Regions from separate parts of the Mus musculus genome. Here all the other regions are linked to region 2. A link is a loop called in an ENCODE intact Hi-C map of the cell type or tissue named here. Cell type or tissue: heart. All regions are shown on one strand. Each heading gives the region's core, and the rest is flanking DNA. Links, peaks and the distances in the headings are about the cores only.

What was found. Hi-C counts contacts between places; a loop is a spot of excess contacts. Peaks named below come from ENCODE experiments on the same cell type or tissue, not always from the same donor. Only the 100,000 strongest peaks of a DNase experiment are listed, where the experiment ranks them.
Region 1: a loop joins it to region 2, with 2.5 times the contacts of the local background. A loop is called at or near these places in 3 of 42 quality-filtered maps.
Region 3: a loop joins it to region 2, with 5 times the contacts of the local background. A loop is called at or near these places in 4 of 42 quality-filtered maps.

Annotation. Positions count from the first base shown.
Region 1 is chr6:145,356,795-145,365,102 of GRCm38, forward strand. No RefSeq gene overlaps it. Among named protein-coding and RNA genes, the nearest start is that of Gm38926, 13 kb to the left of the region's middle. In heart, for the core only: a CTCF peak has its summit at 3,442 (motif pointing right); no DNase peak of the experiment used is centred there; H3K27ac peaks cover 1,042 bases; H3K27me3 peaks cover 960 bases.
Region 2 is chr6:145,437,727-145,446,034 of GRCm38, forward strand. Gm15499 (a long non-coding RNA gene) reads left to right here and starts at 5,144. Exons shown (of 3, transcript XR_378154.3): 1 at 5,144-5,452. It also overlaps a transcript of Lmntd1 not described here. In heart, for the core only: CTCF peaks have their summits at 4,178 (motif pointing right) and 5,255 (motif pointing left); DNase peaks (open chromatin) are centred at 3,951, 4,169 and 8,225; H3K27ac peaks cover 4,986 bases.
Region 3 is chr6:145,744,030-145,752,337 of GRCm38, forward strand. It overlaps Rassf8 (Ras association (RalGDS/AF-6) domain family (N-terminal) member 8), which reads left to right and starts at 2,758. Exons shown (of 5, transcript NM_027760.3): 1 at 2,758-2,937. Gm15704 (a long non-coding RNA gene) reads right to left here and starts at 4,345. Exons shown (of 4, transcript XR_869590.3): 1 at 2,999-4,345; 2 at 1,791-2,005; 3 at 1,420-1,608. In heart, for the core only: CTCF peaks have their summits at 2,737, 4,418 (motif pointing right) and 6,636; DNase peaks (open chromatin) are centred at 2,272 and 2,692; H3K4me3 peaks cover 3,293 bases; H3K27ac peaks cover 4,169 bases.

The DNA of each region.
Region 1 (8,308 bases), core at 16-8,015, 81 kb before region 2:
CACAGGAGATTGTGTAGAATCTGAATGTATTTTGTCAGGTCGAGCATCAAACTTTTTATACAGCAGAATAGCAAGAAGCCAGATGAGATACAACCCACCAAGTCACAGTGACACAATACAAAAGGAATGTATACATCAAAAGATGGCGGGGACCCTAACCCTGCCACTAAGAAGGGAGCCAGGTGGAAAGCTAGTCTATTGTTAAGCCCACCACCAGGGGTTCTACTTTAGCAGACATTCTCATGAATACTGCAATACCACAACCTCCTCCCCCTATTTCCTGGGCCCTGATAATTTCTAGTAGGAGTGTAACTTTTAAGTATCTGTGGAGAATCTCCATTTGTTAGAAGAATTCACCAACTTGCTTCTAATATGCAATGTAGCCTGTACTGAAGATTTCTATCTCATGCCAGCTCAGAGATGGCACCGCCCACAATGAGCCCTCCCACCCTTGATCACTAATTGAGAAAATGCCCACAGCTGGATCTCATGGCGGCATTTCAGCTCCTTTCTCTGTGACAACTGCAGCTTGTGTCACGTTGATACACAAAACAAGCCAGTACAATGTTCTTAACTCTAATTTTTATAGCGTCAGAAATTATAAGTCTAAAACGGTGAGACGGCTCAGCTGATAAAGATGCCTGCTATCAGGCTTGATGGACTGAGTTCAACACCTGTGACCCACTGGGTGGAAGGAGAGAAAAGACTCCCAAGTTGACCTCTGACCTCCACCTGGGTGCCACGGGCACACATGTGACCCACCTTTCTCAGTAAATATAATGAAAAAAATATTTTTAAACATACAACCACACAAGCACATACACAGCCGTGCGTGGTTCAGAACACAGGCCCACCACTGTTTATGAAGCAGACTACCTATTTTTAAGAATATTTTTGGACACCATGCTATACGATAGCAAAAGTCTGGTCTGCATTTCTTCTGGCAGCTTGCCTTCTTCTGGGGGAGGCATATTTGGAAATGGATTCTGGTTTTTGATTCTTACATTTTGAGAGTAGTCCTGGTATTAAGGAAATAATATGGCTATTTCCCATTTCTGCCATATCATCAGGGTGTTTGGTGGAAGTCTCTGTCATATTTTCCAGTCTGTCTGGGAGCATACAATATTCACAATTCATTTTGTTGAAGAGGAGATTCTGTTTAATGCCAATAAATATGCATGACTGTTTGGAGAGAGGAGTGTCAAGATGTGAGAGCAGATAGAACTCTGGAGACAATTCAGGACGGTGGCATGTGGGTGCCATGTCCCCGACCTCATCTACACACATGTCAAGGCTGAGAAGGAGCCTGGACGCCGTCTCTTTGAAAATCCATCACCGCAACATTTTCAAAGGCAGATTAGAAACAGATGGAAAAAACAGTTTATTTTATTTGGAAAATCGGATTCCCTTCTGGGAGACCTAGGGCAACAAACATCAGGATCTGGCTCTGCTCACATTTCCTGGCTCACTCTGAGACTGGAATATACGGTTAAGGATGGTTCAAGAAAATATGTGTGTGTGTGTGTAAAGAGAGAGAGACAGACAGGCCGACAGAGACAGACACACACAGACAGCAACAGAGAGACAGACAGGCACACGCACACATACACACACACACACACACAAACACACACACACACACAAACACACACACACACAGAGAGACAGAGAGAGAGAGAGAGAGACAGACAGACAGAGAGAAAGAGACAGACAGACAGACTGACAGAGACAGACAGCGACAGAGAGACAGACAGGCACACACATACATACACACACACACACACACACACAGAGACAGAGCGAGAGACAGACAGACAGACAGACCGACAGAGACAGACAGACAGCGACAGAGAGACAGACAGGCACACACACACACACACAGAGAGAGAGAGAGAGAGAGAGAGAGAGGGAGAGAGAGAGGGAGAGAGAGAGAGAGAACCACCTGGAGTCAGAAGGCATGGGATTCTCTGGATTAGGAGTTACAGGCAGTTGTGAGCCACACAAAGTTGGTGCCAGGAACCAAACTCAGGTCCCCTGGAAGAGCAGCGACCAGTCTTAATGGCGGAACCATCTTTTCAGCCCTAGACCTTTTCTGATCTGGTCACACCATGGTGAGCAAACAAGAAACATGATTCTTGTGTCCCTCTAATCAGGACTTTGGGCTGTAGCTAATGCCTTCCGTGGTTTAGACCTAACTTAGGATCTTGTGATTCATTTAACTGTCATGTCTCTCGAGTCTCCCCTCCTGTGGTTCAACTCTAGCCTTCCTTTCTCTTTGATGACCTTGGCATTTTGGAAAGGACAAGCCAATTATTTTGCAGACTCTCTTTCACTTCGTGTCAGAAGTTTCCTCATGGTTAGATTCAGTTTATGTGTTTTGGCAAAAATGCCTCATAAAGAATGCGTTCTTCTTAGGGTATCGGTCTAGAATGTGAGTGGAACCTGTCTGTCCAAGCACTAAGGACATTCTCTTTGATTGCTAGACGGTGTGTTGCTTAATAACTTTTGCTCCTATAAAGTACAATTTTCAGGAGTTTCTTTAGGGCCAGGGCTTGAAGATGATTCTAGACCAAGGATGTCCCCCTGTAGTGAAAGAGTGTCCAATTCTGTCCAACATGACAGCCAGTGAGTGACACGTTTTGGGCACTTATGACAAAGGGTGCTATTGAAGACATCAAAGGGGGTACAGTCGGAATGTCAGAATGCTCATAAAACAGCCTGTATGTACCAACATCTCCTAAAACAGACAAGTACTGTGCTTTGGATCTTTGGACCAGGGGCTTAGGGCAGAGAACCATGTTCAGAGCTGAAGCCTCAGAGCTCATGGCCCAGCGGTTGCCTGGCGTTAGAGTGGCGCCCGGGAAGCCACCTCCCATCTTTATTTCAGAAGTAGCTGCTCTAGAAGCTCTAGGCAGAGCCAGGGTTAGCGCGACTTCATTCTGTAACCCGGGCTGTAGCCTGTTGTGATGACTGCTTTTTGCGGGGGTGGGGGTCGGGGGAGGGGAGCGTCTGAATCATTCTAAGAAAATGGGGCTTGGTTTGTTCGATGAGTTGGGGCCAGGTGAGATCCTGCAAGAACACTGTGTTGTTCTTGGAAGTGATTAAGGTTGAAGCACAAGTTCGGGGAGAACGATTGTATCCCTCATAAAAGTGGATTCTGTTCGTTTTAAGGTACACAATAGAAGCTGTGGCCCAGACTCGCCCCAAAGGCAGCCTCGAGGGCATTTACACGCACAGATGGGCATGCACTCAGGAGAGCCACTAAGGAAAGCTGACGTTGAAACGCCCACGTCTTAAGCTATCTGCTGTGAACCTCTGCAAAGATTCATTTTTTTTCTTGCCAAATATAGCATTCAGTTACCAAGTGGAATTGTAAAAGTTTACGTTTTCATGAAAATTCCGGTAATGTTTTTTCCCTCCTCCACCAACGTCTTCTCAGTTCACCACTAGAGGGCACTGTTGGCAGTGAGATCAACAGGAAGGAAGCAGAAAATTGTCTAGTGTTTCTTTGTTGTGTGTGTTTTAAATAACTTTAAATTACTTCCTTTCCGTCAGTAAATAAAAACGGAAATTTAAAAGCTACTCTACTTACAGTTTATATGGACTTGTGTTTCCACTCACCTCAGATACATACAAACCTTGAGTGTACTCCATTAACAAAATAAATAAATCATTGTAAAATGTAGTTCCAATTTCTCCCAAATGCTTCCTTTCCCCAGGCACCTCGCACACTCCTGTACATCCTGTTTGGAATGTTTCCCGCACTTGGAAACGCCTTAGTTGGTTTTTTTTTTTTGTTTGTTTGTTTGTTTTGTTTTGTTTTGTTTTAATTTCTGAGCCGGTTAAACAATTTTACTTTCCCAATCACACTTTCCTGTCATTTGCTTCCAGACCCCAGAGCAGCGAGGGATCTTTCTGGTATCTAGCTTAAGCTATTTATTTCCCGTGTACCATATATACATATTCTGCACGCACACACATGCACAGGAAAGCACATTCCATGTCTCCATTTAGAGGTTACAGAGGTGGCAAGCGTGTCTGCATTCTGAGGGCGCATCCAAAGCTGCTGTCTAGCCATAAGCTTCATGCTTTTGAGGAAAACCTCAACGATGACTCCAGGGGCAATCTCTGCCTCCTTTCAGTGAATGCTGGGCCGTGTCACCATCCTTCAGGCTCACACATTAGCCCCGTAGCAGGCTCTAACACAGGCTCACACAGGTTCTGCTTGGATTTAGTTCTAGGAATTGGCCTGAGGACTGGAGGGAGACTGCTGGTTGGTCTATCGGCCACAGGTAGGGAACGACTTCTGTAGAATCTTCCAGAACAGTGGAAGTGCTGGTGCTTACTAGATTTCCTACGTTACTTTCTGTTACTGCGATAGCACCCTGACTAAGTCAACCTGAGGCTGGAGCTGAAGCGGAGGCCATGCAGGAGCGCTGCCACTGGCTGCTCACTGGCTCACATTCAGCTACCTTTCTGACCTGGATGGACTGCCTGCCTAGAGATGGTGCCGCCCACAGTGGGCGGGGCCTTCCTCCAACAACTAGCAATCAAGAAAATGCCCTGCAAACACTCCCACAGGCCAATCTGATGGAGGCGATTTCTCAACTGAAGCTCCCTTCCCCCAGCCTCTCTAAGTTTGTGTCAGGTTGGCAGGTGAAGCTATGACATTAGGTAGGGACACAGAAGCCACAGGAAACTGCAGAGTCAGCATCCATCCAGGCCCCCTCCCCCAATCAGGGCTGTCATTGTCCCTCACACTTGCTCTGCAGCAAACTCACATGGCCCTGGAGTTCTGAGTCCCTTAGATCTCGTGCCCGACTCACAACTCCTCTCGCTGCCTTTCCACTACAGGCAAAATGAGCGCCCTGTGAGTGAGCAGTGGTGTCGTCTGGAACTCCAGCTTTGCAATACACCGCAACAACAGCTCACCACTCACGGTGGTTCAGGGCAAAACTTAGCAGCGGCTGCTTCTGCTACCCCAGGGCATCTTTTCCTGTATGCCCGGATTGCCATCTCTGCCACCACAATCTCCTCCAGTGGATTACTTTCTCAAGTTGCTACTGGACCTGCAACTGTAAAGTCCAAGTTGCCAAGGCCTTCCAGGACTTAGCTGCAGCCTATCTAGTAACCAGGATGCCATTAGCTTCCCCTACACGATGGCACTGGAGCCAATCCCAAGTCTCCACGAGGCTGTGTGTTCCTCCAACCACCTGTTAGCCAGATCCCTCCTCTCAGCTGAGGATGGCAAGATGGCATTAAATAGGCTAATATTTGTATGAGAGTAAGCCATCACTGTAAGAAACGAGGGTCAATGAATATTTTGGGCCAAAGGTAAAACTGTTTTAAACATCACGGACCACGTGTGTACCGCCCACCCAGCATTTAAAAACTCAAAGTGAAGCTGAGTTCATGCGGTCGGCCGCAGACTAGATTTCGTTCCTGTGAGCTTTAGTTTGTCAGCCTTTGAATGAGAGGTAAGAGGGGAGATCTGTGGGAGGCTGGAAAAAGCTCCAGAGTCCACCCGGGCTTGAATACACGAGGGACAGAGCGAGGGAAGTTTCTGGAAGCATGCTTGATCATCTGTGAAGGCCTGAGGAAGGCTGTCAGGGAGTGCTCGAGCCCAGACCAGCTGTCGTTTTGACAGCTCTGGAGAACAGGATTGTGATCCTTTCGAATAAATACGTGTCCACCTTCCTTCATCAGAGCAGGGCTTCGAATGTTTTCTGTTCATGACCCTTTCTTGTCTGAGAAACTTTTGCTACCCTGTGTGTATAAGCAGATGTAACAGGTACGTAAGTCAAATGTTTACTTAGGGTAAAAGCCTTCAGGTTTCGGAAACAATTCTTTGATACATACGTGATTTTACTGTTCATTACAGACAGAACCGTTTGCACATCACTGGATGTGTGTGTTGGTTTAATTCAATGTGGTTTGATACGCGCTGCGGTAGGAAGCATGGGAAGTCTTTTTTTTCCCCATAATTAGACTATTGTGCTTCCATAAGAGAAAGCTTCGAATAGACCGTCAAACACAACGGTTTGTAACATATAATAGTTTTAAATCTGAGGTGTGTCCTTGGTGAAGCGTTCGTTAGCCGTGTGGTGTGCAGCACAAAGTGTAACTGTTGTATGTTATCGACTGAGAAGTCCTGGTTCTGTGAAGGCTGAGCAGCCAAGTCTCAATGACTGTGGGGAAGTTGGAATGTTGTAGGTCCAGAACCTAATTACCTTGATCTTAGGTGACCTTTAGCCTACTAAGTAGCCATTTACCCCACACCACCCTAATGTCCTGATTACACACAGATAAAACCCTTCTGGAATGTGTTCACTTAGCAAACTCCCAATTTTCTTCCAATGAAATTGCACAGGGTCATCAGAGAGCAGCCGAGACTTCTCTGCTTCTCCGTGACCGCCTATGTAATGTTTTTGAAGTATCTTTGTCGAGTTACTATAAAAACTTCATGAAATTCCTTTTGCATCGGAACACTGGATTTGGGGGTTACCTAAATCCATGTTTCCAGGCCATGGTCACCCATATTTGGCTCCAGAATAAACTACCTCTTATTCTCTTTGATGTGAGAGTTGGTGTGGACAGTGCCATGACTGTAATGAAGTTTCTCCATACAGCACAGGTGAGTTTCGTCAGAAACCCCCCTAGATCTGTTCCATGTTGGATTGCGAGTTAATGTCCACTAGTGTCCAAACCTTTCTCTGCTGCTGACATTTCTTCAACTCAGTCCCATGTGGAGTCAGGGCCTGCAGCTCGAGGACAGGGCTTAGAGGCCAGCTGTCCTTGGGGACATTCATATCCACTTTCTATGTGTTGCAATTAAAAAATATTCTCCTAGGACTTATATACAGCAAGTTAATCATTCTCTATTAAAAATGTCCATTTTAGGTTCTGGGTTCTTTTGGGACCAGTGAAGCTAGATATATTTATATCCAGAGCACAGATCTATCTGATGGAACGCTGCCACCGTCTCAAAGTGTCCCACCCGACTCTGCACATAATCAGTTTCAAACCTGTCTGTAACTTCACTTCCTCCTTCAGACAAATATGCCTGTAACTCATTAAAGCCCCCCAGGACTTGCATCAGCCATCAGGAATGCCCATGAACCACACACTTCTAAGCTGATGTTTTCATTAGCATTGCAAGGTCTGGGCCAGCACAAGCGTCTGCACTCTGTGGTCTGGCCACACACGCCTGGCCTCTTCATTCTCTTTCAAATCACGGGGCCGAATGGAAGAAATAAACCTGTTGGTTATATTCTGGAGTTCACTTCTAGGCTTGGTCACACCTTGCTCTTACACCTCTCATTATGGCCCAAGAACTCAGTGGAGCTTCTTCAGCAAGGTCTCTCTCACAGTCAGCCTGTGACAGAGAAGAGCTTCCTGCTCTTAGCCATTAATTCACAGAGGACCAGGTGGGCTCAGATCCAACGGGGCATGGGTTCTGTGGATAGGATCTCTTTTAAAAAGATGGCGACAGTTTTCTTTCATCCTTTAAAAAGGGTTTTAGTGTGTGTGTGTGTGTGTGTGTGTGTGTGTGTGTGTGTGTGTGTGTGTGTTTGTGTTCAGATGCTAGTGGAGGCCAGAAGAAGGTGTCAGATCCCTTGAAGTTGGAGTCACAGGAGCCCGTGCGCTGCCTGAAGTGGTTGCTGACATCTGGTAGTGCAGGATCTTGCCACTGCTGAGCCATCTCTCCAGCTCTCACCCCAAAGTGGGGGAGAGATGTGAGCCTGCCACCCATTGACTAATGAGGCGTGCACATGCTGTTCTGTGGTCGGCTTAGTGATAGTTTGCCAACGCCGCACACTGGAGCGTTCTGGCAGGGAAGGCTCCTGCTCCTGGCGTTTCCGAGAACACTGTGGCCTCCATGGTCTTCAAGGCCTTGTCCCCTCACCTGGAGAGGCCTAGGTTCTGCAGATTTTGTAAGTGTATATTGGAGAGTCTAGTTATGTCTTGGTCCCTGTAATTAAGCCACTTTTTTTCCACAGTACCAACAACAATTAGCTTTAAATGGTTTAATGTCTTGCCCTTCCCATTTAAGTGGTTAGTCCACTCCGGTTACCCCAGGCTTCTCATAAGAACTCTCCACTGTGTAGACACAACAGTGCGGAGGGACACTCTCTTCCAGTTCTAAATCACTGTCAGTCATGTTCCTGAGTGAGGCAGCTATGTGAGAAGGTATTTCTTGGGGGAGGCTGAGAGGTCCCACAATGGCTGTCTACACTCCAGGAAGCCCCCAGAGATGCACATAGCATGGCTTAGTCCAAGAACCAGTGATGTTATAAGGGTCTGTTGT
Region 2 (8,308 bases), core at 293-8,292:
CACAGCCTGCACGCGTGGCTCTTTTGTAACTGGCTTTGACCCTTCCAATGCTCCAACCACACTGACCTGCACGGTGCCAGTAGATGCCTCTGGCTTCCCAACACCCACGCCTTGATACTGCCGATTCCCACCAATGAACAGTGCCTTTCTCTACCCTCTCGGTTCTACCTCAAAAACAAACAAACAAACAAAACCAACTCTTCATTAACGTCCAGCCTAGCCTTCACATCACAAAACAGAGCAAATGCCTACCTTATAGAGGACTAAATACAATACCTTTAAATGTAGTTCTTGTTTTATTATAAATACTGACGCTATTACCATGTGTCTTTTTCATACATTATTTCTGATTCTCCTGAAGGTAGAAATGACTCATTCCTCTCCCAGGTGTTAGTGGGACACACTGTCTTTTCCACCCTGGCAACATCAGTTTCTGAGGTCTGTCAAGGCTCACTTTCATGACTTCACCTCATCATGGTAGACGCTAAGCTCCCCAAGTCAGAGAACACCTGGGGACTTGTTCCTTCTCACGCCTCCCCAGGGTAGATTCACTGTGTTTACTGAAGGAAGAGCCCCCGTCTCCACTGTGGGAATTACAGCTTTATCATCCACTCACAAATTGCATCTTGGTAGAATAACAAATTAACAAATACTATTATACCTGAAACAACACACTGGGCCACGGTCTGGAGAATTACTGGCACTTCTCAAGGGGAGTTAGCAGGCTCTGAAGGACGGGCAGAGACAGGAAGGAGGCAACATGGTGGCTTAGAAGTAAGGTAGAAAGCTTCATCTCCAGGGAACTGCTTCAGTTCTAACAGAGTTTGTTGAATTCCATTGGTGATATGCTATGCTATTTGATTGTGCGTGTGTGTGTGTGTGTGTGTGTGTGTGTGTGTGTGTGCGTGTGCGCGTGCGCGTGCACGCGCGCGCTGTATGCCCAGGTATGCTTTCCTACGTGGAGGCCAGTTCTTAACCTCAAGGGTCATTCTCCCACATTTTTGTGAGAACCCAGCGGTCTCAGGGATCAGTGTTCCTACATCTCTGTGCTGGGATTACAAGCGTGTGTCAACACACTCAGCTTTTTTCCTCGTGCCCTGGGGACCATACTTGGTACTCTTGCTTGTTTGGCAAGTACTCTTGTGACTGAGTCACCCCCCACCCCCTCCCCAGCTCTGTTTTATCATCTGCTCAGAAAAAAAGGCCTCAAAGAGGAAGTTAACAGAAGACTTTGATATAAATCCAGGGCCCTCGCCCTTCCTCAAGAGATATTTCCAGATATTCCGAGCCTCAGGCCATTGCTCAGTCATGGAGTCTCACCACAGCCAGCAGTGTGATGAGAGGTAACCAGGAGGAGAATGGACTTTAAAATGGCCTCCCTTTCCTGTCAGTGACCTTAAAGAACAGTTAGGAGAGAACACATTCCTGAGGCATTTGACTCAGGCCAGCAATGATGTCACAAGATGTGCCATCAGGAGAAGCCCAGAACACACAGCGTCATCTCACAGGGAATGTAACACGCCGCTTCCATTAAGCAGACAGGGCTTCAAGCAGTGCAGTGGAGAGGACAGACAGGAGACAAAAACCAGGGTCTCTGTGTTCAGAACAGGCTGGTCTCTGTCATTAAAACATAGCTAGGAAGTAACCAGAGTCTGCTTGGTGCCATTTCCTGTCCCACTTGCTCACGATGGAGTATTTGAGGAGCTAAGATGGGTGTGGTGACTTGAGAAACAACTTCTCTCCAACCCCTGGGACAGAAGGACTCAACCTTCTGTCTGCTGATCCAAGGCTTCCTGTGCTGTCCACATGCTTAGGTGTTCTCCTGTTCCCATTTCACAAAGGAAAGTGGAAAGTGGCTCACGTACACTAGCACATGTTTTACACTAAAGGCACATATGTCCATGCATCCATGTACACACACACACACACACACACACACACACACACACACACACAGAGCCCACATGGGAAGACTGACTAAGTGGCTTGACACGACTGAGACTGTGATATTACCCTAAATGGAAGAATAAGTGACACCAGAGTGGGGGTTGGATGATACAGGTGTGTAGAGGGCAGGTGAGGGGTGTGCAGAGGGCAGGTGTGAAGGCTGTGCAGAGGGCAGGTGTGAGGGGTGTGCAGAGGGCAGGTGTGAGGGCTGTGCAGAGGGCAGGTGTGAGGGCTGTGCAGAGGGCAGGTGTGAGAGGTGTGCAGAGGGCAGGTGTGAGGGTTGTGCAGAGGGCAGGTGTGAGGGGTGTGCAGAGGGCAGGTGTGAGAGGTGTGCAGAGGGCAGGTGTGAGGGCTGTGCAGAGGGCAGGTGTGATAAAGGTGTGCAGAGGGCAGGTGTGAGGGGTGTGCAGAGGGCAGGTGTGAGAGGTGTGCAGAGGGCAGGTGTGAGGGCTGTGCAGAGGGCAGGTGTGGAGGTGTGCAGAGGGCAGGTGTGATAAAGGTGTCAGAGGGCAGGTGTGAGGGGTGTGCAGAGGGCAGGTGTGGAGGTGTGCAGAGGGCAGTGTGAGGGGTGTGCAGAGGGCAGGTGTGAGGGGTGTGCAGAGGGCAGGTGTGAGGGGTGTGCAGAGGGCAGGTGTGAGGGGTGTGCAGAGGGCAGGTGTGAGGGGTGTGCAGAGGGCAGGTGTGAGGGCTGTGCAGAGGGCAGGTGTGAGGGGTGTGCAGAGGGCAGGTGTGAGGGCTGTGCAGAGGGCAGGTGTGAGGGGTGTGCAGAGGGCAGGTGTGAGGGCTGTGCAGAGGGCAGGTGTGAGGGCTGTGCAGAGGGCAGGTATGGAGATGTGCAGAGGGCAGGTGTCAGGTGTGCAGAGGACAGTGGTGACCATCGGGCAGAGATAGCAGCAGCTCCACATTCCTAAAGGAAGGGACACCGGGAGGTACGAGTGTGGCCAAGTGAGCTGATGGATGACGTGCTCATCCTCTCCAGTCTCCAGGAATCCTGGTCAGGACCAGGCCACCAAGTGAAAATAGAAGTCATGTTGAGTGTGACTTTAGACCCTGATCTTAAGGTACCAAAGGTACCAAATATGCATGTTAGTGCAGAGCTGTGCTAATAAGGGGGCTGTGTAATACTTAACTGCTGCTGCTACAATCTATTTCACTTGCATGTGACTCGGTTTAATGCAGACCCATGTAAGTTTGGGGTTGTATGTCACAGGGTCACAGGGCCTCTCACTGTGTGAAGATCCAATGCCACAGGTTGAGACTAACACTGATTCAGACTCTGACGGCCTGTTTCTTTTTGACAATTGTCCCTCGTTGCCAGTATCCAAGTCTGTGCTGGAGTTAGGTAACTATATGTGCTTCCTGCTATGCAACTACCACATGACCACGGGCTTCATAACTGCAAACTACGTCTCCAGAGAAATGTCAGACGTGCTTTCCTCTTGCTGGTACATAGTCCAGTACATCTAAGTCCATATAAGACAGCCTCAGTCTTTGAACACATCTCGTCACTTATAAAATGTGTGGTCTATAGATTCAGTTGGACAGTAACACTTTAATTCCATTGCTGTAATGTGGGAAGACCTGCTTGGCCTCCTCGTTTTGTTCTTTGAGCAAACATGAAGCTGATGAGGAGGAGCCCTAAGTCCAGACCAGCACTCACACAGGCCTGGTTTTCATTGCAGAACATTTCTCCCTGGGCTGTGGCTTTTCTGTCAAGTGCACAGATTGCATGCAGACACACACAAACTATCAAGTGTGCACACACATGAGTTCGCACGCGCACGCGCGCGCGCACACACACACACACACACACACACACACACACACACACACACACGATATCCAGTGATCTAACTACACAGGCTATGTTCTCTTAGTCATCTTAAGTATTTCCACGTGTCCATTTGACTTCTCCATCTGGGTGTTCTGCATGATGGGCTGTGCCTCAAACCAATTTCATTACCTCACTTTCCAAACATCCCGAGGACGCTGTCTCTGTCTGCTCACTCAGTAGGAACCAACCAGACTTCTCAAGCCAAGAGCTTTGCACTCTGCTTTGAGTCTTTCTTCTCCTCCTTCATGATTTCAACCAGCTATGTGTGTACTCCGAACAGTGCTTTGATTTTTCTCTTTGTGACACTGCCCTTGCAGGCACTTAGTTCTTTCCTCCTGACCCCATAAGCAGCCTCAGAGTCTTTCCCACCCCAGGGCATGTGCCACAATGCAGCCAGCAGAGGGATCCAAAGCGACGGAATCGTTCAAGGACTTCTCTGATGCCCAGAGACTAAAGGAAAACTGCCAGTGTGTCTTCCGTGCTTTCTGACCTGGCTGGAGGGCTTCATCATGACAAGCTGTTACTCTTCAGAGCCCTGTTGTCTAGCCACAGCAGGTTTGCAGGACAGTTCTTTGTCACGTTGACACAAGCTACTGTCAGATTCCTGGATACATTAAGCAACCCTAAAGTGTAAAGATTTCTCAGTCAGAAAAAAATGTTCCAAGTTTGAAATATATCATTCTGGTGCATAAAAATGTAGCAACAAGTTCAAATTTGAAGGCTTGTTCAGAGAGCAGTAAAAATGAATAGAATTATAAAGGGCTAACTGTAGGTTAGGAAAATACTTTTTTTTAAACTTTAAATTCTCTCTCTCTCTCTCTCTCTCTGTGTGTGTGTGTGTGTGTGTGTGTGTGTGTGTGTATGTGTGTGTGTGTGTGTATGTGTGTGTGTGTGTATGTGTGTGTATGTGTGTGTGTGTGTGTGTGTGTGTATGTGTGTGTGTGTGTGTGTGCACACACTCGCCCGCGACTGGGCATGCTTACCCATAAGGGCACCGTGGAAGCCAAATGTCAACACTAGATATCTTCCTCTATCCCTTTCTGCCTTGGATGAGGTCTCTCACTTAGCCTAAACCTTGCCATTTTGGCAAGACAGGTTGGCCAGTGAGCTTCCCTGATCTACCTGTTGCTTGCCTCTAAATTCTGTTGCCCACAGGAGGGAGCTACGGCACCCGGCTTTTATGTTTTCTGTGAATGCTGAAGACCTGGGATGCTTCCATGACTTGTACCTTATCCACTGATTTATTTTATCCCCACACGACATCTTCTGTTGTCTCTGTCTTATCTGTTGCCCTGTAAAATGACAGATGTCAGACAGCAAGGATGAAGTGCTCCCTTATGAAGGAACAGGGAGGCTCTATGGTAACTAGGATGCCTGTGGTCTGAAGATTCCAGGTGAGACCTTGTGTTTCTTCCCCTCTTCCTCCAAGTCAGTGGTGTCTGCTTCGTGTTCCCTGCAGCTCCGTGTTCCCCCTGCTGGCGAGAGTCAACAGGCCGGGTCAACACTACGTGCACGGCTGGCTTCAGAGTCTATTTTATAGTTCGTCGATTCGCTCAGCTGTCGTTTTCACACTTGATCATGAACAGACTCCATGCAAGGGAAATCAACTGAAGATGACTGTCTTTCACAGAACTCAATAAAGAAGCTAGGAGACACGTGGGCTCCGTAACGGTGAGTATTCTTACTGACTACTAGGAAATAGGTGTGAACCAGAGCGAAGCACCTGAACTCAGCTCACTGAGGCGGGTCCTCACTCTGCCTCAGCGCTTTCTCCCCAATACGCCTCAGGGATGGATCTTTCTGACATCAAAAACACAGCAACCCAAATGTGATATTGAAATAATCCCCCATGTCTGTATGCTGCAAGTACATTTGTATGGACAACAACTGTATTTAATGTACTTAATCACATTCAGAGGACCTGTAACCATAGAATTTTAAAGTGAGACTCGGTTTGAAATGCTGACTTTAAAAAGATCCATTTTATTAAGTGTGTGTTCTTGTGTGTGTGTTGTATGTGTGTACATGTGTGTGTCTCCATGTGTGGTATACATGGATATGTGCACACTGAGTGTATGTGCCTGGGGAGTCCAGAGGCAACAAGTGCCACAGACCCCTTAAGCTGGAGTTACTGGCAGTTGTGAGCCACCTGCGGTATATCCTGGGACTCAAACTTAGGACTTCTGTAAGACCAGTGATCACTCTTAACAGCTAAGCAATCTCTCCAGCCTCAAAATGCTAAGTGTACAGTGATATAAAGTAATTCTGCTATATAATTATTAAATGGTATAAGGAAATAATGCCCCCCCCCTTTTTTTTGATACAGGGTTTCTCTGTGCAGCCCTGGCTGTCCTGGAACTTGCACTGTAGACCAGGTTAGCCTCGAACTCACAGAGATCCACTTGCCTCTGCCTCCCAAGTGCTGGGATCAAAGGTATGCACCACCACTGCCCAGCTCAAATAGTTCCTTTTAAAATCTTTAGTTCTTATAAGGACACAGATTTTTATCTTTTTCTTAATTTTCTAGCTTCAGCATTGTTGAGTCCTGTCTCATGTTGACCATACAATGAGCTCAGCATCTTTCTCATTCCTATTGATTCAGTGGCAGTGTTGGGTTCTTACTAACTTGTACCTGGGCTGGCACTCTGACATGTGCTGGAAGATAGAACAGTCCATGGAGGTCCAAGGTGGGTGTGGTGACCCGTGGTGGGTCATGGGGCCACCATGCTGGGCCGTGGGGGTGGGGAGAGTGCACTGACTGCTGACAGGAGACGAGGAGGGGAGCATTCCAGGCCGTATCTGTCCAGGAGGAATCAACCTCCTCTCGGAACGAGGACAAGATTATCGGGGTGTGTCTGAGGAGTGGCAGGCTCTGTCTTCTGTTTAAAGAGGACTCTCTGTCTTTGTACTGAAAATAATCTCAAAGAGCAAGAATCAGGGAGACATTTGCCATTGTACAGGAAGAGATGCTGGCACCACAGGCTGGCAGCCAAGGAGGTGACCAGATGTGGCTGGGCTCTGGCTAGAGTCGGAAAGGAGGCCTGCAGAATGTTGGTAGACTTAAGTGAAGTGGGAGAGAAAGAGACAAGACAAAATGATCCTAGGGATTGACTTCTGAGCAACTGAGGGAAAAGAACTTCAATTACATGCACACATATGGGAGTGCACGCACACATACACATGTACACACATGCATGCACATACTCACACATGCACACACATGCATGCATACACACATGCACACAAACACATACACACACTATATGCATGCACATATACATGCATGCACACATACATGCACACACTTGCACATACATACTCATATGCAAACACATGCACACACATGCACACAATGTATACAATGCATACACACATGCACATGCATACTCACACATACACACAAGCACACATACACACATTCAGACACATATACATGCATGCACATACACACATGCACAGTCACACACACAAGCACACATACATACACATGCATGCACACATGGGCACACACATGCATGCACACACACAAGCACATATGCTCACATATATGCAGAGGCATGCACACGGGCACACATGTGTACAAACAGAGACAGCACCCAACATGTTCATGATTTTCCTCAATCCATAAATAAAGCAATCACCAATCAATTGTGTGAAAAGTTGCCTGTCTACTCAACACCTTGCCTCAACGTCATGTTTAGCTCTGTGCAAACTCAAACTGTTCTCTGAACAATAGCGTGCTCGTCCACACACCAACCTTGGATTGTTCATGAGCAAGGCTGTGGCATTTTGACTTTTGAGAAGTGACTTCTATTTTATAGATGTCATGTACTTGGGAGTATTCTGTAAACCTAATCTGGTATTCCATATTTGATAGCAGCTACAATTGCAAACTCCAGGTCCCACACCCTGCAAATGGGCCTAAATGTAATGCTTTGGCAAAGAGCACAGACATTTGTACTTTGAAATGTGGTGTATCCTCTGCCAAGACTGTGGCGTGTGAAAACACCCAGCAGGGCTGGCAATCTCTGAGGGGTTTGAGGAGCATAACTACGGCTTCAAAGTTAGCCTGACCCTCCTTATTTATGTTCTCTGTGGACACCTGGGAAATGTGTGTTTCTACCATAGCCTGAGATCTAATACTTACTCAACAAGGAGTATTTTCTTTGGCTGATAAATGAACATTTTGTGCTAGCTATCAACTCTAAAATAATACGCCCGTATCAGATTCCCACTTTTATTTTTTATTTAAACCAAAAGAAATCCTGGCCAGCATACTTTCCAAGGGAAATGGATAGTGTCTGCCAAAGGCACTGCTGGCTCTCCATCATGCTGCCTAGTTTTAAAGACTCTAACCTTGATGACCACTGCTATTGGCAGAGACCACAGGAGATGAGGACAGCTTGGCTCAAATCACACACTGGCCCTGACCAGTCCTGCCCCTGGGCCCACTGTTGTGTCTGTGCAAGGCATTCCAGATCTTGGAATCAGTCTTCCCAAAGACTAACCCTCAGCAGACTGTCTGCG
Region 3 (8,308 bases), core at 266-8,265, 310 kb after region 2:
GGGGCTCCTTTGTTAGCCGTGTCCCTTATCCTTCCTTCCTGCCTTCCTTCAGAATGACTGAGTACTTGAAAATGGATCTCCATGGGTAGCCCTCTCTTCTTCCCACTGTTCTTCTCCCTGTTGGCTGCTATTCCCTATCCGCAGTTGCCTATTTTCTGAAGTCTTCCTCTCAAGTTGTTTTCTACAATCAGACTATGTCACAGAGTTTCAAGTGTTCTCTCCGTCTGGCTGGGTGCCTTTCCAGGAATAGAATCAGAAACGGGAAGTATGGGAGGTCTATCAATCCTCCCAAAGGCATTTGGTGGCATCTCAGGAAATCCTAACAGGTACACAATCCTGGCTAAGAAAGCTTAAAGCAGTCTGTATTATACACAGGAGAGGAAAACTGGGGCTAAATGGGGCTGAGGCAGGGAATGGTTCTCTCTGTTTATCTGGAACTGGGAAAAAAATCTGACTTTGTAAGCTATCCCTAAGGCTGTGTTCTAGTGTGGGGATAAGATGCCTCACTGGGTACCTGGATCTTAGGAAAGACTTCTCTACATGGCTACTCATAATACACTAAATTCTATTTACTTCTGGTCACAGGAGCACGGTCGCAGTTAAGTTAACTTGTTAACTTGTTTATAGTTAAAAAAAATAAAAAGAATAGGTCAAGACTGGCAAATTCTGCAAAAGGCACAAACTGGGCATTAAGATTTTCCACTGGCTTTGGCAATCAGGCAGGCGGCTGATCCTGTTCAGTGGTTGAGTAGAGGACTGACAGGGGGAGGAGATGTTAGAGCTAGTCTACCTCAAGGCCAGAAAACCCCTTTGAGAAGATCCTATTAGGGTTACAGGAGGACTCCCCTGAAATCCTATTTCCTTGGATTGTGCCTTTGACTCCCAGAGAAAGCCTTTCACCAAATTCTTCAAATGTTGCTTCCTTGCATTTAAGTCTTAGCTAGCATTCTCTTTTTTGTTTCTACTTACTGGTGAAGGAGCTAGTGAGCTGGGGAGAAACTACAGGTTAAAACCGGAGGAAACAAATGTCTAAACAAGAAAGTCTCTCGAACAGAAGTGAGAAACTGGAAGTCCTTTTTCATATCCTTATTTTGATGATAAGAAGCAAGTGCCTAGGCAATAAAGGGAACATTTTACAACTGGAATGCATTCTAGCCTCTCTCCCACTGTATGCCACACCATCTCTTTCCAAATTAATAACTACTACTGAGCTTCGGGCATGTGTGAGCATTTCTAGCCCAAAGACTGAATTTTGTCCACTTCAGGCACTGCATGACAGAAAAATAGTGAAACAACATATGAATTTGCACTTCCAGGTCAATGTTCCGATGTCCTTTGCTGATTAAAAGCTATTTTTAAAGGTGTGTGGGTGCATTTTTTGAATCTGAGCCCAGTTCTTTCTAAACTTTTGTTACTCACCTCTGATTCATTTGCCTTTTTTCCCCTCGTTGTCTGTTGCCTCTATCATGGCCTGCTGCTCAGGGAGGTGGGGGTGCTGTTGCTGAATCACAGCTACTCAGGAAAAGCAATCCAAACTATGCCTTGGAGAATGCTCGACTTAGACTTCTTTCTCTTTTTTGACAGTCCCATTCTGTAGCCCAGGATGCCCTGGAACCAAAGAATGTAGCCCAGGCTGTTCTTGAATTTCTGGCAAAATTCCTGCCTCTCTCTCTCTCTCTCTCTCTCTCTCTCTCTCTCTCTCTCTCTCTGTGTGTGTGTGTGTGTGTAATAATATATGATTCACTCTTTGAGGTCTGATACTGCTTGTTGCTAGGGTAACATATACTGACCTCGAACTTGTGACAATCCTCTTTCCAGTGATCCCAACTCTTTTAAAACCTTTGTTACATTCGATTCATTCACTTCATTTTTTTTTTTTTTTAATCTCTCCTCACTTGCAACGGTCATCACTGGTTGCTGCGGTGGACATCAATTCACAGTTATTCTACAGGAAAAGCCATTCAAACCAGTCCTTGGAAAGGCTGGGCCGTTTCTCCCTTCTTTCCTGTCAGCAGACGCAGAGCGGTCAGCTGCAAGGTCTCACTGGCCTGGCGACCCCAAGCCTGCGAGCGACTGGAGGAAATGTTTAACCTCAGCCAGGCTCCGGCCCACCGGCCTCAGCGCCTCCCACAAAGCCGCACCGCGCTGTCCCGAACCTTGTCTGCAGGCGGGGCCGCCGCTGTAACCCGAGCTGGTGAGGGGTATAACACTGCTCCTCTCTCCAGCGCCGCGACCAGAAAAGGGGCGGAGCCTCTGGCTCTTGGCCCTCCTCCCTGGCCCTCGGCCCGCCCCCCTCTCAGCCCTGCATCCAGCTCTCTCCAGCTCTGCACCCTGCTCTCCCTTGCCCACCTGCAATCACGGCCCTCGGCCCCGCCTCCTCGGCCCTCCGCCCCTCCCTCCCTGGCCCTTGGCTCCGCCTCCTAGGCCTCCGCTCCGCCCTCCCGGGCCGTTCGCCCTGCCTCTTTGGCCCTCCGCCCCTCCCTCCCTGGCCCTTGGCCCCGCCTCCTCGGCCTCCGCCCCACCCGCCCAGGCCCTCCGCCCCGCCTCCTCGGCCCCCCACCACACTTCCCAGACCTCGTCCTCCCTGCCCCGGCGCGGCCTCCCCGGCTGGCTCGCTCTCGCGGCGGCCCTCATCCCGCCCCTGTGCGGGGCTCCGCGGCCCTATCGGTCCCGCCCTCCTTCCTCCGCCCTTCCTCCTCTGCGCCGCTGCGCACCGCCCTCCCTGCCGGGCCAGGCCGGCGTGCGCCCTCCCCGCGCGTCTCTCTGCCGGCTCAGCCCTCCGCGCGCCGCCCTGCGGCCCGGCCTCCTCAGCCCCGGCCCGCCGCTCGCCCTCCGCCGCCGCCGGCCGCGGCCGTCTCAGCCGCCGCCTCAGCCTGGGCGGGCCGGGCCTCCGCCGAGGGCCGTGCACCGGGACTACGAGGACGGGCTGCGAGCGCAGTAAGTACAACTTTCCCGGCCCGCGCCCCCCGCGGCGCCGCTGTCACCCTCGCGCCCTCACCTCGCCTCCCGAAAGTTGGCCCTGCCCGGGGTCGCCTCCTTCCCGGTGTCCTTGGCGAGCGACTTTAGAGGCCACTTTTGTGGGCGAGGGGAATGCGCGGTCGGCCCTCTCCCTCTCCAGATGGAAATCGGATGCTCGCCTGGAGGGAGAGCTTCCCCTCTGGAAAAGGAAAAGTGGCGGTTGGAAGGCTTCTGCATTTTGTCTGAACCGTAGCCGCCCTGCCTCCCCGGTGGCCAGCCCCTCCGGGGAAGCGAGTCGCCCAGAGGCGGCTTGCAAAGTTGGCTGCGTCCTGCACCCTGGAAACTTGCAGAGGGCAATCATAGGAGGCTCAACTTTAAGGGTCGGGGGCTTGGCGTGCGAGGCCGCTGCGGCCCGGTGGTGGGCGGCGGAGACCAGCTAGGGGCTGGGTTGCTCATTTCAGCATCGCCGAGCTGCCCGGGGTTGCGGAACCACTACTTTCCCAGCATCGAACAGCATCAAGGGCTCAAGCCCTTGGATCCTAGGTAGGGTTTAATCGCAGTCAGTTCTGGTCCTAATCTTTGGAGGCACAGAAGGAAATATGCAGGACACGTTTCCTAGCCTACTCCAGCTTGTCAGGTCAGCTCTGCCAACACATCAAAGCCTTGCGTTAAGGAGAAAAAAAAAAAAAATCCCTCCAACCCGCTGACAGCAGGGACGAACACTTAGATACCTAACTGTAGATTGGTGCTCAGCCATTTTTCATGAGACACGTTTTGTCCCAGGGAAGTATATTAAATATGTGGTGATCTCTGCGTTTCTGCCCAGTTTTGGGATGTGTATGTGTGTGTGTGTGTGTGTGTGTATGTGTATGTGTGTGGGGGTGTAGGTAGTTTTTCTTTCTTCTTTAAAAGTCTTTAATCTGTGGTTGCCAGGGGTTGTGATCGTACCTTGGAGGCACAGAAAACCGGCACCTTTCCTGTTTTGTTTTTTAAACCCAAAAACCTGTTCTTTGCTGGAGGCAATCGGGAATGTCAGCCCACTGCAGGGTGGGGGTGGGGGTGGGGTGCTGATAAACCCAGGAATCAGGGCTCCGGACAACTGCGCTAGCAGTTTGGGAAGTGGTTTGTGCTTTATCCTCTAGTGGTCATGTTAATGGTTCTTGTGATCGTATATATTTCCATGGGGAGCTACCCCTAAACCTCAAAAGTACACACGGCCAATACTCCATTTAAGAAGACTGGACACGCTTTGATGATTCTTCTACTGGAGGATCAGATTCAACACAGTGTAATTTGCAGTGTAGGTAATTAAATCTTTTCTAAAAATCCTCCCAATCAGTCACCCCTCCCTTGAAGAGTCTCAAGATGGTACTTTCCGTACCGGGCTCAATTGGCCATAATGGACTGAGATCTTTGCCATCAAGCCCTGTTTCTGGGCTACAGGAGCTTTGGGGGACAGCAGAGAGCCCCTAGAGGGAGCCAAGTCACGGGGCTGACTGTGCAGATAGGAAAGGTTTTCAGTTAGTGTCAGTGTCCTGGAGAGACTCAGTTCCGAAGGTGCCCATGCCATTCCTGGGGTCACACTACCTGAATTCTGCATTTTTTTTTTTTTTAGAGCTGTTTGGAAATTGTAGATTTAGCATCATACAGGGTTGTTGTGTTGCTTTTCTTTGCATTTTTGTCTTTAGAGTTTTAAAGCTTATGACTTTTAAAATCCTAATCCTCCGTGCTCACTTTTATAGCCTTTGTATTTGGTGGCATATGTTAGTGCTTGACCTGAGTGCCTTGCTTTCTGAGAAATGGTTAATTTCTTAAGAAAAGGTTTCCTGTTTCTTATTGGACTTTCTGTTGTTTCATAGAATTTGGGAGTAAAACTATTGTTTACTGCAGGGTATCATTGCTCTTTTTGTTGGAGTTAATTTTGGCAGTCCGGCTTTGTCCATTTATAAAATGTTGAAGTCCCAGAAAAATTTGCAAGTGTTCAAAACTTGGCCAAGTTCATTCTAGGTGGAGGTGGAATAGGGTTGAGGTGTGGATAGGAAACATTAGAAATTATAAATACAGGATTTGAATTAAAGAGCAATGTATCAACTACTGGCTCTTCTTGGCTGTTACTTTGTTTCAGTCCTAAATATCCTAATGTAGAAGTAGTTCCTAGTGTTCTATAGACTTGGGAGGGATGCCTCCTAGCAGCTAGCCAGACTTGTCAGCATCCAGGGAGCCAAGAATGGTCCCCGTTTCTCTAGCTTTGTGATCTAAATTCACTGCCTTTAAGATGGGGATACTACTGTTATCAGGAAAGCTATGATGGACAGGCACCTCAGGCGTGCCTGGCACATCTTCGTCTACAATGGCAGCATCTCCCATTTCTCCGGAACTTTGTCTGTGCCATCCAGACTTGCAAACTCTTCCTTGCCTTTTCCGAACGCATCTATCCAAACAAAGTGTCTTGCTTACTCTGCACTCTCTTCTGTCCATCAGCTCTCAGAAACAGTTGACCACAAAGTACTGGCTATCTTTCCAGCAAAGTAGCTCTCAAACCTGTTTGATTTTCAGGCTCTGCCATGTTGTCCTTTAGTTCAAGCCACTCTGACCTCTCTTAAGTTTGCCGGTCTCCTTTGCCCCTTCCTGCTTGTTTTCTTGACAATAGCCTGAAAAAGAAAGCCATTTCTTCTTCAGGCCTTCAAGATTCCCAAGAATCCTTGGAGTATGGTATAGAATCCTCAGCAGGCCTTCTTGTGCTGTTTCTTGAGGCCCCAGCCCCTCACCCACATCTCCCAGAATACAGGTCAGTTCCCCAGCAGCCTGGCCTCAGGGCCATTTTCCCAGCTCCTGAGTAATTCCTCATCTTTTGAGGACTAGCTCCAGTATGCTTCCTTATGGAAGTCTTCTCTGTCCACTGTTTTCACATCCGTTAGACCCATCTTACTTCTTCCACAATGACAGTCATTCTTAATCTGTCAAAATTTATAATTATACTGTATTTTATTGTTTTCTCCATCCCTTGTGGGCAGTAGTGCCTGCTTTACTCTCCAGGTCCTAGTGTACGTAGCTGTGCTCAGTAGAGAAAGTGGTGTAGTATCCACTTTTCATGTATACCCTCGTTTGAAACTGCATAGAGCAGTCTGTCTTCAAACTCACAGAGATCTGCCTGCTTCTGCCTACTGAGTGCTGGGATTAAAGCACTCAGGCACCGATCGGCACACCCAGGACATTTATGCTCTGTGATATTTGTGTTTTGTGTCAGAAAAGCCAAACTAGCCCTTCTGTGTTCTAATTTTGTGGATGATCTGGAACAGCCTTTAAGTATCAGGTAAAAACAATGCATTTTTGGTCTGTGGAAAACGCATGCTAATGAGACACTTTTAACTAGTGTTGCTCTTGTGATACTCTATGGTACACATTCTGCTTTCCTAACTACATACAGCATTAAACCAACTGTGTCTTATTAGAACAGGATTACAGAATGGAAATATGAATTCTGCTGTGCCTGATGTTTTGCAGTGTCACGTGGTTGTGGGCCAGACAGATGGTGTGACTGCTCAGTGCCAGATGCCCAAGGAGGTTGGGGAAGCTGCCACAGGCCAAGGAGGGAAGGGTCTAAGGATGCCCAGTGGTGTCCCGCCGAGTGTGATTTTCATCACCAAGTGCCATCTGAGCCAACTCTAGAGAGGAGCAACAGGAGCCACCTAGAGGTGGGGAAGTTCTTTTTCCTTTCTCACTAAAGTCTTTTTTAGCAGAAGTAGGCATGACCTTCCATAGCCAAGCAAGTGTAAAGCAGTGTTGGCTGTTTCTGTAGTGTGGTTGCCCCACATAAAATCCTGACTCAGTGTCTCATGGCTCAGCGATGCCTCTGCTGCTCAAGCTGCAGGTGCTCTCTGTTCTTACAATCTTCAGCATTGTCTCCTGACTTTTTCTTAAGTCAGTGTGTTTCCTTCAGTATCTCCTCCCCCTTGGAGCACATGTGACCCAGCTTCTTTTTTGTTGGTCAGGGAATGCACCAAGGACTTTGGATCTACTGCTGTCTTCCGAAGGGAGTCCTCTGCACACGGCCTCTAGGTCCCCCTCTGTGCTGGGATGGTGAACGAGATTACAGATCCTCTGAGCTCCTGCGGCATGCCCAGCCCCACGCTGGCCCAAGAGGAGGGCATGGTTGACCAGGACATGGTCAGGAAAAGGCTGCTTAGGTCTTCATGCCTTCATTTTATTCAGAGAATCTGGTCCCCTTCTTCGCTCTTCTTCCCACTGAAGATAGAACTGTACCTTCTATAAGGCCTCAGACTTTCCTGAGTGAAAGAATAGGAATGGTTTTAGGAAGGCATCTGGCATGTGACTTGCTTTGTGCAGGATCTCTGGGCCCCAGGACATTTGTATCACCACTGTAGACATTATTGTGGTTGGGTACCCTTGTAATTTTTTGGTCTCTTAGGTGTATATGCCCACTGGCTACCTAGAACTTGGACAGTTGCCTGGAGTGTCTTGGCACCAGTACCATTTATTACCTTTTATTTCCAGCCCAAATGTCAGATGCAGGTTGGTTTTAATTGTTTGTATGTTTTATACATTCAGGTTTTTATCATCAAGTTCAACATAATTAATTTTAGAGCTGTCCGGATTTTATGCATTGTAGCTTACTTTCAGTAAGCATTCAGTTTTTACATATGTATGTATATATATATATATGTATATATATATATATATATATACATACATACATATACATATATGTACATATACACACACATATATATATACACACATGTAGGTTATAACAAGAGGGAAGTTAAAATCACTTTCTTCCATATTTTATTCATGTAGACATATGCATTGTCTTTCTTGATGATTATCACTGGCTTCTGAGTGCTATATCAAATTTATCATTAAGTGTAGTAATTTTATTATTGGAAAATCAGTTAAAGTGAAATGATCTTTTCAAATATAAATATATATTCTATACTCTTACTGGGTAGACATTAGTCAGCAAAGTAAAGTAAGAATTTATTTATTTATTTATTTATTTTGTTTTTTTTCTGAGACAGTGTTTCTCTGTATAGCCCTTGGCTGGCCTGAAACTCACTTTGTAGACCAGGCTGGCTCCGAACTCAGAAATCCGCCTGCCTCTGCTTCCCGAGTGCTGGGATTAAAGGCGTGCACCACCATGCTCGGCTAAGAATTTATTTTTATTTATATAAGAATATAAATAATATTCTTACTATAGTTGAATAGATTTATAATATATGCAGCTCTGTTGTAGAAATACCATTGTGGAATAGGTTAGGCATAGTGTCAGACTCTGAGTTAAAACTCAGCCATTTAGGCAAGAGATTGTATTACTGGATGTATTAGGGTC